Linked DNA regions of Homo sapiens: regions 2, 3 and 4 are each linked to region 1. A link is a contact called in ENCODE Hi-C or POLR2A ChIA-PET data. All regions are on one chromosome and are shown on one strand. The core of a region is the stretch at or near the end of the contact, and the rest is flanking DNA. Distances in the headings are between cores, read along the strand shown. Region 1 holds the start of SCO2 (synthesis of cytochrome C oxidase 2). Region 2 overlaps SHANK3 (SH3 and multiple ankyrin repeat domains 3). Region 3 overlaps PPP6R2 (protein phosphatase 6 regulatory subunit 2). Region 4 holds the start of DENND6B (DENN domain containing 6B).

What was found. Hi-C counts contacts between places; a loop is a spot of excess contacts on that map. ChIA-PET counts read pairs that join two places held with the same protein, here RNA polymerase II (POLR2A). Pooled maps may share reads with other maps.
Region 2: a loop to region 1 is called in a map with no recorded cell type, with 5 times the contacts of the local background. The contact joins the enhancer-like site here to the promoter of SCO2 in region 1. A Hi-C loop is called at or near these places in 1 of 168 maps with a recorded cell type or tissue (chondrocyte), 11 of 37 single-sample maps with no recorded cell type and 9 of 50 pooled maps. POLR2A ChIA-PET finds 5 or more read pairs at or near these places in 5 of 52 experiments (HEK293T, HepG2, MCF 10A and 2 more).
Region 3: a pooled map shows a loop between it and region 1 (2.4-fold over the local background). The contact joins the enhancer-like site here to the promoter of SCO2 in region 1. A Hi-C loop is called at or near these places in 1 of 50 pooled maps. POLR2A ChIA-PET finds 5 or more read pairs at or near these places in 4 of 52 experiments (GM10248, HepG2, WTC11 and 1 more).
Region 4: a loop to region 1 is called in a pooled map, with 12 times the contacts of the local background. The contact joins the promoter of DENND6B here to the promoter of SCO2 in region 1. A Hi-C loop is called at or near these places in 2 of 37 single-sample maps with no recorded cell type and 7 of 50 pooled maps. POLR2A ChIA-PET finds 5 or more read pairs at or near these places in 10 of 52 experiments (B cell, CD4-positive, alpha-beta memory T cell, GM12878 and 7 more).

What each region holds. Positions count from the first base shown.
Region 1 is chr22:50,524,348-50,527,162 of GRCh38, forward strand. SCO2 (synthesis of cytochrome C oxidase 2) reads right to left here and starts at 1,251. Exons shown (of 2, transcript NM_005138.3): 1 at 1,125-1,251; 2 at 1-77. The coding sequence starts at 64. It overlaps NCAPH2 (non-SMC condensin II complex subunit H2), which reads left to right. Exons shown (of 20, transcript NM_152299.4): 20 at 1-433. It overlaps TYMP (thymidine phosphorylase), which reads right to left. Exons shown (of 10, transcript NM_001953.5): 7 at 2,229-2,391; 8 at 1,899-2,129; 9 at 1,654-1,794; 10 at 1,405-1,571. The coding sequence ends at 1,423. RefSeq lists silencers at 923-1,222, 1,433-2,262 and enhancers at 2,353-2,652, 2,461-2,815.
Region 2 is chr22:50,694,646-50,697,377 of GRCh38, forward strand. SHANK3 (SH3 and multiple ankyrin repeat domains 3) reads left to right here. Exons shown (of 25, transcript NM_001372044.2): 12 at 130-401. Among named protein-coding and RNA genes, the nearest start is that of SHANK3, 23 kb to the left of the region's middle. RefSeq lists an enhancer at 408-908. Within about 2 kb of position 1,251, at least 3 of the 41 ENCODE cell types and tissues checked have a DNase peak (open chromatin) inside an H3K27ac peak, as active enhancers do.
Region 3 is chr22:50,374,934-50,377,633 of GRCh38, forward strand. The region is part of intron 2 of PPP6R2 (protein phosphatase 6 regulatory subunit 2); the gene reads left to right. Among named protein-coding and RNA genes, the nearest start is that of MIR12114, 31 kb to the right of the region's middle. Within about 2 kb of position 1,343, at least 2 of the 41 ENCODE cell types and tissues checked have a DNase peak (open chromatin) inside an H3K27ac peak, as active enhancers do.
Region 4 is chr22:50,325,446-50,328,280 of GRCh38, forward strand. It overlaps DENND6B (DENN domain containing 6B), which reads right to left and starts at 1,567. Exons shown (of 20, transcript NM_001001794.4): 1 at 1,367-1,567. The coding sequence starts at 1,543. RefSeq lists a silencer at 1,316-1,955.

The DNA of each region.
Region 1 (2,815 bases), core at 1-2,500:
GGACCCGAGGCTTGAGCTGAGAGAGCCTGTGCCAAGCTGTGGGGCTCCGAGTCAGCAGCAGCATGGATCTGATGCTCCTGGAAACAAGCACAGGCGTCAGGAGCCAGAAGGGAAGGCCCAGGACAGTGCCTGGGCTGCCCCTGCGACTTGAGACCAGCCACCCATCTGAAGGACCCAGCCCACGTTCAGGCTTAACAGGCATTTGCAGCTGCTCACCTGAGCTCAGAACTCCACCTCCACCAAACATCCACACCTGGGCAACCACACCTGTCACTCCTGTCCTCTACCTGGGATCACCAGCCTGTCACCGCACCCTGCCCTGCACCTGCACCTCAGCAAGGTGAACCTCTTGCTGACGGAAAGCATTCCAAGTGCATGCCTTGCCTGAACTAACCACGTTATCTATTTGCAATAAACCCATTTCTTAAAAGGAGGTGGGTAACTCTCTGGCTTGCAATCCCCGAGAGCAACCGATTCCTCCAACACTTTCCTGTTACCTCCAGCCACTTCAACCAACCGCGGCCTTCCTCCACACTCCCAGCAGAAAACCTGCACGACCTACCCCCGGAGCTCAGACTCTGCCCGCCGGCTGTGTTTAACCTCTCCTGGCAGAGACGCACGACACTTCCACCCGCCACAAAACCCCACCCTCCTCACATCCAGGCTTCCCAGCAGCTCCTCCGGGCTCACAGCCGACGCCCTGCCTTTGCGTTGGTGACCTTTGAGCCTTTCCCACGGGCCCCCGCAGAAGGTTTGCTAGGTGGAGGTCTCAGGACTCCCGGTCACTGCCCCCTCCTGCTGAGGGCACCCTCCCGAGGACTCACTGCACCCCCGCCCGGGCGGTTCTGGGTTTGTGCCCTCCCCAGCAAGGCCAGCGCCCTCGTGGCCAGAAAGGTTCCAGGACCACTCGAAGCGCCGCGCGAGCGCGTTATAACTGTGCTTGGCCGCGAGAACACCGGTGCCTGCTGGGAGCCTCCCACGGGCGCCCCAGCCTCGCTCCGGCCTCCAGCGCGCCCTGGGGTGTGCCCCGCCAGCCCCGCGCAGTAGCCGGAGCTGGGAAACTACCCCGGAGTCCAGCGAGTCCTCAGGGCTACCTCCTCCCCTCCCAGCCCCGGCGTCCGCACCTCGCGGCGGGGCCGCGCGTCAGTGGACCAAGCACGAGAGGAAGCGCCGACCTCCAGCTCCCTGCGCTCTGCCCCGCCGGCTCAGGGAAAGCGGGCGCCACACGCTCACAGGCAGGGCGCAGGCGTCCCCGGAGCTGCGCATGCGCACACGGGCGCAGCCGCTGACAGGCTCTCAGCGCGTGCGCGGAAGGCGGAGCCCGCCGGGGGTCACGTGTTCATCGAGACGGCCCCCGCCTCCGCAGCCCTGGATCCTTCCGCTCCCGCCCAAGCACTGACAAGGTTTCGCGGCAAAGGAGCTTTATTGCTGCGGCGGCAGAACGAGCTCTGCGAAGGGCGAGGGGGCGGCGAATGGCGCGCGGTCGGAGAGTACGAGCGCCTCCTGCAGGGCGCGGCTCTGCGGGCCGCTGAGCGCGGGGCCGTCCCGGTGCACGCGGAGCCAGGGGGTCCCTGCAGAGCGAGGGGCTGTTAGAGGCCGCGCGGCCGGAGCTGGGCGGGGGTGCGGGGCCAGCAGGGCGGGGGCGGCGCTCACCACGGCGCAGCCTCTGACCCACGTCGACCAGCAGCTCTGCGCCCACCCCCAGGCGGAGCGGCTCCCCAGCGCGGCTGCGCCCGGCCCCGAGCTCGTGCAGCACCAGCGCCAGCGGCAGCGCCCGGACCAGCTCCACGGTGCCTGCGGGGAGAGGGGCTGAGAGGCGCGGGCTCGGGAAGGGGCGGGGCCTCGGGAAGGGAAGGGGATGGCGGAGGCGGAAGGACGGGGACTCCCCCGACGCTCACCATCTGCGGGCGCCAGCAGCTCCTCCTGCTCCCGGGCGCGAGGCAGCAGCTGCCGGCGTTCTGCGGGACTTCCCGAGCACAGGGCTCGGGCCAGACCGGGATCCACGCCCTGCGCCGCCAGCATCCGCTCGAAGCGGCCAAGGGCCGAGCCGTCGTCCAGCGCCGCGGCCACCCGGGCAGCGCCCTGGGCCTGAGTCCCCGCGTGTCCGCTGAGCCAGAGCAGGGCGCCCCCTGCGGGCGGGGACGGGTCTTAGGCGCGGCCGGGTCGGGGCGGCCCCAGCGGGAAGCACCCCCCGCCGCCTCCGCTCCCCTACACCCCGTCCCCCTCACCGAGCGTGGTGACCAGGTCCCTTAAGTCTGGCGGGCCTGCGCCGTCCATGCAGAGCAGCGCCTCCTCCACCTCCAGGGCGTGGCCCACGCAGCGACCCAGGGGCTTGTCCATGGCGGTCAGCGCTGCCGCGACCCGAAGCCCTAGGCTGGCTCCCACGCCAACCTGCGGAGAGGAGGCTCAGCGTGGACCCCCCATGGCGGGGCCTTCTGCAGCCGGTTCTTGGTCGAACTCCAGCCCCTGCTGCACCCTGGGTTGCCAGCCCCCCAGCATGAAGTCAGGGAAGGATTGGGGTGGGGAAGAGACACGAGTGAAGTGCGACACCTCGCCATGGGGCCAGGAGGAACTTGTACTTGGTCTGGGGCAGGAACGCCACAGAGGGCTTCCCCAGGTCCAGGCCGGGCCAGCCTTGACCTCTAAAGTCACAGCAGGTTAGGAAGCCGTGAAGGAGGGAGGGACTTCGGGCAGAAGAGGGTGGGACTGGGGTTAGGCAGGACTGCTGAGTGGAGGGAGGCAGTGGGGACGGGAGGGGTGAAGGGTAGGCTGGGCCCGCATCAAGACGCTTGCCCAGGGAAAGGCCACACCGCTC
Region 2 (2,732 bases), core at 1-2,500, 170 kb after region 1:
GTTTGCCTGGAACCAAGGCAGTTCCTGGAACATAGGATTTAGTTTTAACATCTGGAAAGCCTGGGCAAACTGGACAAGTTGGTCACCCAGCTGGCTGTTCAGAGTCTTACCTATGCCCCCTTACCCCAGTACCATTCAGGGAAACCCCCAGCTATGCGAAGCGGCGGCGACTGGCTGGCCCCAGTGGCTTGGCATCCCCTCGGCCTCTGCAGCGCTCAGCCAGCGATATCAACCTGAAGGGGGAGGCACAGCCAGCAGCTTCTCCTGGACCCTCGCTGAGAAGCCTCCCCCACCAGCTGCTGCTCCAGCGGCTGCAAGAGGAGAAAGATCGTGACCGGGATGCCGACCAGGAGAGCAACATCAGTGGCCCTTTAGCAGGCAGGGCCGGCCAAAGCAAGATCAGGTAGGAGGGGGCTGGCAGGCCCTGGAGGGGTTGGGAGGGTGGGGTGCCGGGACCTGAGCCAGGAGGAGCCAGCACCGGGAGGCAGAGAGAGGCCTGGTGGTGCCTAGCACCTGTGTAGTGATGGGCTAGGGCTTCCTGGTTGGGGAAGGGAAGAAGGCATCTCTGGAGGTGGGGACAGGCACATGCACGCTGATTTCCGGTTGGAGCTGGGCTTGCCATGAGGACAGTGGGCAGTTGAGGGAGCGTGTTAGGTGGAGAGGGTATGCTCCTACCTGTGATTTAGAAAACACACTGCATTGTCAGGCATGGCTGGGAAGAGTCAGGGCTGGTGGCCTGTGGTAAGGGGGACAGGGATGGAGTTGCCACTCCAGTAGGGCCCAAAACCTACAGGTAAGCCCCAGCCCTGTCCCCAGGGTATACTCATGGTTTCCCCCAGCCCTGGCACACCTACAGGACTCTGTGGCTTCTATTCTTTACCCTCACCCTGAGGCCTGGGTCCCTGAGGCAGGGATGCCTGGACCGGAGCCCACTGGCCTCTCTGGGCTGTGCATTGGGTGCTGAGGTGGGCGCACTGGCTCTCAGCCACTTTGTGCCTGGGCTTCTCATCAGTAAGTGGGAATAGTCCTACCTAAGTCATTGTCTTTGGGAAGCCTTCCAGAATGCCCTGGGCAGGTGAGGGATCACCTGGCAGAGTCTGGCAACTGCCGGTAAAAGCACCTGCCCTCCCTGTGCCTTGAAGGCAGGCACCGTCTTTGTCGTTTCCTAGTTTCATCAGAGCCAGGCACTGAGGAGGGTGTTTGGCAGACATTGTTGAGTGGAAGAGTTACATAAACAGTATGTTGTTGTCAGGATGGCCGCCGGCCTTTACAGTTCTGTCAGTCCAGGCCCGCTGTTGGGCTGAATGGCATGTGTATACTAGCTCCTTTAACCTTGACGAACGTACATGTTCATGCTCTATTAATACCATGTTACAGATGAGCGTCCTGGTACGCAGGTGGGGCCTGTGACGGGTCCAGAGTCACAGAGCTACGGATCAGCTTCACTGGGCCCCAGGTAGACCCAATCCCCAACTTTCTAAGCCTGAGTGTTCAGCAGAGGGCTCAGGGTGCAGCAGGGCCTATGGAAGGCGCCCCTTCCTGTGCTGCCGCCCCTGCTCTGCAGCCTGGTCTCAGCGATGTCTCCGTGTCTGTCTTTGCCTGGGCTTGTTGGACTCGCAAGGCTGGCTGTACTGCCCCAAATCTCAATTCTCCCCTGAAGCTTTCTTATAGACCCGCGGATTTTCTAAGGGCTGGGCGGCCCAGTGGCTGAAAGAACACATTCTGCATTCCGGATGTTTCCATCCCGCAGAAAGGCTGCTCCTGAGTTGGAGGCACGCGTTGCCACAGGCTCCTCCCTGCATTCATTTTTTGTACGTGTTCATTCATCCTTTCAGCAGACACAAAACTAAGACCTGCTGTGTGAGGGGCTCCAGCTCACCTGCTCTGTGGGGATGGCAGAATTCTGTTTTTTCCTTCCTCGCAAACATTTATTGGGTGCCTGGTGCGTCAGAGGTGGTGGGTCTCAGGAAGTTGACAGCCGAGGGCCCGGGCTAAGCAGCAGTTAGGTGGGCAGTGATCCCCTTATGGGGCTGCCCTGGTGAGTGGACAAGGGTCTGCAGCTCTCGGGAGGGGCTGAGGAAGTTCGGTGCCCCGAGGAGAGAAGTCACCCCCTGGGGGAGGCGAGGCTGGGCCCTGCACCGCGCGGGTCGCTGCGCCCTCTGTCGGTTGAGCCGGACCGGGACCCGACCCCCATCAGCCCCCCAGTATCACACGGGGCACGGCGGGGGAGTTTGGGCTGAGAGCCCGTCACTTAACAGCTGGCCCAGGGGTCAGGATGTTAGAGTAGTTCAGGTGTTGGCAACTGCGTGACGGACAGCCCACAGGAGGGGAAGGAGAGGTGCCCCGTGTGACTAGAGCGTAGCAAACTGCCAAGCCCGAGGGAGCCTGGCTCTTGGAAAAGCGGGTGGCTCTGGCCTGCCTGGGTACTAGGGAGCCACTGCAGGCTTCTGAGCAGAGCCCCAGTGGAGGAGTGAGAGCTCAGGCTCTACCCCAGTCTGGGAGTGGTCTGGGGAAGGTGGGCATCACGCAGTGGGCGTGGGCAGGGGCCGGTGTCCAGGACGAGGGGACCCAGGCCTAGAGGGGGACTGGGCACCCAGCGATCCGGGCCCTGGACCTGGAGGGGTGGGGGGGGCGCCCCTCCCTCCCGTTCACCGGCTCCAGGCGGCTTTGCTGGTGCCCGAAGCCCCCGCCCCATCCCCCGCTCCCACTAGGCTGCCCTGACCACCGTCCCG
Region 3 (2,700 bases), core at 93-2,592, 150 kb before region 1:
GAAAAAGAAAAAAACAAACCCACACCCATACACTGAAATCGTATAGCACCAAAGACAAAAAGAAGGTGTTAAGGTAAAGTTAAAAGATAGATTACCTAAAATGGAACATTAGCTAGGTTGACAACAGATGTCTCAGCAGCATGAATGGAAGCCAGTAGAGAGTAGAATAATTCCTCAAAGCGACGAGAGCATGTATGTTTTATTATAGAATCGTGTTATCAAATAAATTTTGCAAGAAAAATGGCAAGGTTTTATGTTTCTGAGAATGTTAGGCTAGGTTAGACTACCTTCTACTCCCCCACCCTCCACCCCAGAAAAACAGCCACAATTGTTAGATGAAAAAACATAAATAAAAGAACTGACAAAAAAGCAGGAAACTTTTGGATCAAAATCTAACTGAAAATAACGCAGAAAGGTAATTTAAACACCATAGAATGGGGTCTGCTTTTGTCCTGAGGGCATTTGCTCATGTGGACAAAGTGGGGCTTTGAGTTTAGAGGATTTGTGAAAAGAACAGTAGTTAAGCTCGATTCCTCTCAAGGTAAATAGCCTAAAGGAGACCCTCCCCACACCGATGGAACTCTGAAGGGCTCTATCCTCAAGGTGTGAGGGCAGACTAGAGGCACATGTGCCTCACACCGTTCCTTGCCCTCATCTGGTTGTCTTTTTACTAAATGTAGCACAAAAAGATGAAAAGGGAAAAAAACCTGTTCCTGAGAATTGTAGCTCTGTATTGGCCTTTGTGAGGATTTTTAGCCCAGTTACATTGCCTGGTAGTTCAGGGAAATCGGGCATGAATTTAATTCAAGGTGTTTCTAGCTTGTCATCTGACAGGAACAAAGATAAAACCTCTCTGGAAGAAGTTACCTTCATCCTAAGATACAAAGAATCCCTGCAGATTTTTTTTTTTTTTTTTTTTTTTTTTGAGATGGAGTCTTGCTTTGTATCCCAGGCTGAAGTGCAGTAGCACAATCTCGGTTCACTGCAACCTCTGCCTCCCAGGTTGAAGCGATTCTCCTACCTCAGCCTTGCAAGTAGCTGGGACTATAGGCGTGTGTCCGGCTAATTTTTGTATTTTTAGTAAGGACGGGGTTTCACTGTGTTGGCCAGGCTGGTCTTGAACTCCTGACCTCAGGTGATCCGCCTGCAGATATTTTTTAAAGACAGTGATTAATAGTACACAGACAAAAATGACTAAGCACACAAGCAAATAAGCCACTCTGAGTTAAAACCAGTACAGTTCAGGTGTGGTGGCTCATGCCTGTAACCCCAGCATATTGGGAGGCTGAGGCAGGAGGATGGCTTGAGTCCATGAGTTTGAGGCTGCTGTGAGCTATGATTGCACCGCTGCACTCCAGCCTGGGTGACAAAGTGAAACCTTGTCTCAAAAAAACCCCCAGAAAATGAAAACAGGAAAACCAGTAGAAACACTTCCTCAAAGACTTCAGGTATTGGAATTGTTAGAAACAGACTATAAAAAAAGTGTACTTTTTGTATGTGTGTGAGAAGGTCTTACTCTGTCGCCTAGGCTGGAGTTGGAGTACAGTGGCGTGATCTTGGCTCACTGCAACTTCCGCCTCCTGGGCTCAAGTGATCCTTCTGTCTCAGCCTTCTGAGTGGCTGGGACTACAGGCACACACCACCACACCTGGCTAATTCTTTGTATTTTTTGTAAAAACAGGTTTTTGCCGTGTTGCCCAGGCTGGTCTTGAATTCCTGGCTTTAAGCAATCTGCCCACCTCGGCCTCCTAAAGTACTGGAATTACAGGCGTGATCTAGCATGCTGGCTGAGTGTGCTTCTTATTTTTAAAGAAATAAATATTTGGCTGGGTGCAGTGGCTCACGCCTGTAATCCCAGCAGTTTGGGAGGCCGAGGCGGGCAGATCACAAGGTCAGGAGATGGAGACCATGGTGAAACCCCGTGTCTACTAAAAATACAAAAAATTAGCCGGGCGCGGTGGCAGGCGCCTGTAGTCCCAGCTACTCGGGAGGCTGAGACAGGAGAATGGCGTGAACCCAGGAGGCGGAGCTTGCAGTGAGCCAAGATCACACCACTGCCCTCCAGCCTGGGCAACAGAGCGAGACTCCGTCTCAAAAAAATAAAAAATAAAAAGAAATAAATATTTAACAACATAAAAATATTTGTAAGAAACAGTAAAAGGTGATATAGAATATTTGAAAAAGGACCATGTAGAACTTCTAGAAATAAAGAATAAAATATTCAGTATCACAAATTCAGGCCAGGTGAGGTGGCTCATGCTTGTAATCCCAGTACTTTGGGAGGTAGAGGTAGGGAGATCACTTGAGCCCAGAAGTTCAAGACCAGCCTGGGCAACATGGTGAAAACCTGTCTCTACAAAGAATTTTTAAAATTAGCCAGGCGTGGTGGTGCACACCTGTAGTCCCAGCTACTTGGGAGGCTGAGGTGGGAAGATCACTCGAGCCCAGGAGGTCAAGCCATCATTGTGCAAGTGCACTGCAGCCTGGGTGACAGAACAAGACCCTCTCTCAATAATAATAATAATAATTCAGTGTGTACAGGTTTAATAACAAAATATATACAGTGAAGTGAAAATCAGTGAACCAGAAAACAGGTCAGAAGGAATTACCCAGAATGAAGCACAGAGAAAATGATGGGAAACATAGGCCAGAACATGGGACATCGAGGGCAAATGTCTAATGGATGTTTACTTAATGTTC
Region 4 (2,835 bases), core at 317-2,816, 200 kb before region 1:
TCCTCCTCAGTCTCCCGAGTAGCTAGGACTACAGGAGTGTGCCACCTCGCCCGGCTAATTTCTGTATTTTTAGTGGAGATGTGGTTTCACCATGTTGGCCAGGATGGTCTCAAACTGCTGACCTTGTGATCTGCCTGCCTCGGCCTCTCAAAGTGCTGGGATTACAGGCATGAGTCACCGCGTCCGGCCAGGAACCTCTTAACTTCTTTTGTGATTTTGTGGGGAACAATCTGGGCAACAGTATTGAACTAAGAAAGGTTTTCAACCCTGGGCAGGTCACCACACTTCTTGGTACTCAGCCCCCACCCAGTGATGCTGTTTGAGGCTGTGCACCTGCTGGGGACCGTGTGTGGTGGGAGGGGCTCCAGAGAGTGCTAGAGTTAATGCTTTTCTGTTTAGAAGACTATATGCTTCTCATGGCCTCTTGGAGTTCAGCAGGGCCTTAGAAAGCATCTCCCAACCACAGAGACGCGCTGCCTGGCTTTCCTGATGATGATGATTTGGCCTGATCTTGGACACCTGCGGTAATAGAGAGCTCACTACCCCTCACGAGGTTCCTTGCGCCAGCGCGGGGAAGCCTCCCTCCATCTGCAGGTGGGCCTCCCCTGTGCTGGTCAGCTCCCTGGTGTGTGTTACACAGGACACAGAGAAGATCATCCTGCGGGGCCTCCCTGGAGGAAAGGAGGCTGCCTGTGTGGGTAGGTGAGTGGAGGCCTGCAGGCAGCAGAAAGACCACATCGAAAGCCCATGGGCACAGCCGATGAACAGACCCCCACGAGCAAGAACACCACAAGACGCAGGTGGAGGGACGGGGCCCATGGGGTCTGGATCTGATGCTAGGTGAACAAGGAGGCGCTGCAGGGTTTTAAGCAGGAGAGCCACAAAGGTTGAACTCTGGGGTGCAGCTGGGGTGGGGATGACATCAGTGATGGCAGCAAAGGAACGGATCCGAGACCTTTGTTGCAGAAGGAGCCGTCAGCCTCGCCTATGCCCAGAGATGGGATGCGGAGCGGAGGGTAAGCCCGGGACTCTGGCGGGAGCCACTGAGGGGATGAAGGTGTCACTGCTCCGGTGGGGAATGGAGGGGGGAGATGTGAGACATTTACTGGGAAAAATCGAAAGAGTACCACTTAGGTTATGCAAAATGCTCCATCCCAATGTGAAGACAAGATCCGACTCCGAGCAGCTCGCCTTCCCTCCTCGGCCTGGGGAGCGCTTCTGGAGCCCGGAGAAGAGGCCCCTCCAGGAGGCGGCGGCCGAAGGCCAGGGAGAGTGCGGGGCGGCCGAGGGCCCCAAGCGAGGCGGGACTGGCCCCGAGAGGCGCAGCCCTGCCCACCCGCCCGCGCCCGCGCTCGCGCCCGCTCACCTCCAGCGCCTGGCCCAGCTCCAGGTCGAAGGTGACCACGCACACACACTCCAGCCAGGCGGAGAAGCGCGCCCAGGGCGCCGCCGGGGTCCGCGCCGCGCGACCTGAAGACGTGGGTCCAGCCGCGCCCAGGCAGCCGCGAGCCCGGCGAGGCCCTGTGCCCAACAGCGCGTCCATGGCGGCGGCCGCGGGTTGCCGGGGAAACGCGGGCGGGGGCGGCGCGCGTCCGGGCCGCTCCTCAGAACAGTCGAGCGGCCGCCGCGGCCCAGTGCGGCTCCCGCGCGGCCGCGCGCCCCCTAGCGCCCGAGAAGCGCCAGCGGCCGGGCGCCGCCCAGGGCACCAGCGAGCCGGACGCGCGCGGGCCAGAGCGGCCGGAGCCCACTGGGGGACTTCCGGGGAAGCGGCCGAACTGGGGCCTTCCAGGGTCCACGCCGTCTGAGGCCCGAGAGAGTCGGTTCGGCCCCGGTGTTCGCGGATCCCGGCTCGCGGGAGCCTCGGGGCCAGGCCAGGGAGGCAGAGCAAGCTGCAGCCAGCCGGCGCCGGGCTCGTCGGGCTTCGCAGGTCCGGCCAGCCTACCTCGCCCCACCGCGCAGGGGCCAGCGGCGTCGCGGGCGTTTTCGTGGCGGAATGGCGTCCTCACTGAGCGCCCAGCCACCACCGCGGACTCGCGCTCGCTTCCTCTGGGGCCCGCGCGGCCTGGGGTCGTGTCTGACCGCGGGTGTCCACGCAACACCTCTGCAGTTTCACTTTCCGGGGGAATCGCGGGGACCTGGAGCGAACTCTTCCCTCCCTCGCGAGGGCCCCGGGCCCCGCTGTGGTCCACAGAGCACCTTGAGGCCCGGCGTGGAAGGGCGAGTTTGGGGCTGTCGGTAACTTAATGAGGCACGCCTTTGAGTCGTGGGCCTCATGACGTTTCCGTGGAAGGCGGGCCGCATATACTGTGGTGGTCCCTTCAGATTACCACGTGTTGGCCAGACGCGGTGGCTCACGCCTGTAATCTCACCGCTTTGGGAGGCCGAGGTGGGGTGGCGGATCACGAATCCAGGAAATCGAGACCAACCTGGTGAAACCCTGTCTCTACTGAAAATACAAAAATTAGCCGGGCGTGGTGGCTGGCGAGCGCCGTAACCCCAGCTATTGGGGAGGCTGAGGCAGGAGAATCGTTTGAACCCCGGAGGCGAAGCTTGCAGTGAGCTGAGATGTCGCCATTGCACTCCAGCCTGGGCGACAGAGTGAGACTCCATCTCAAAAATAAAAAAATAAAAGATTACCACGTGTTGTTCGGATCATCTGGCCTAGGTGTGGGGTAGGCTGTCCCATCTAGGTTTGTCACATAACAAAATCGCCTAATGACACATTTCTCAGGACATAGCTTCACCGTTGAGTAGCACATGGCCGTATTGTTTTTTGTTTGTTTGTTTCTGTTGTTTTTTTTGAGACAGAATGTTGCTCTTGTTGCCCAGGCAGGA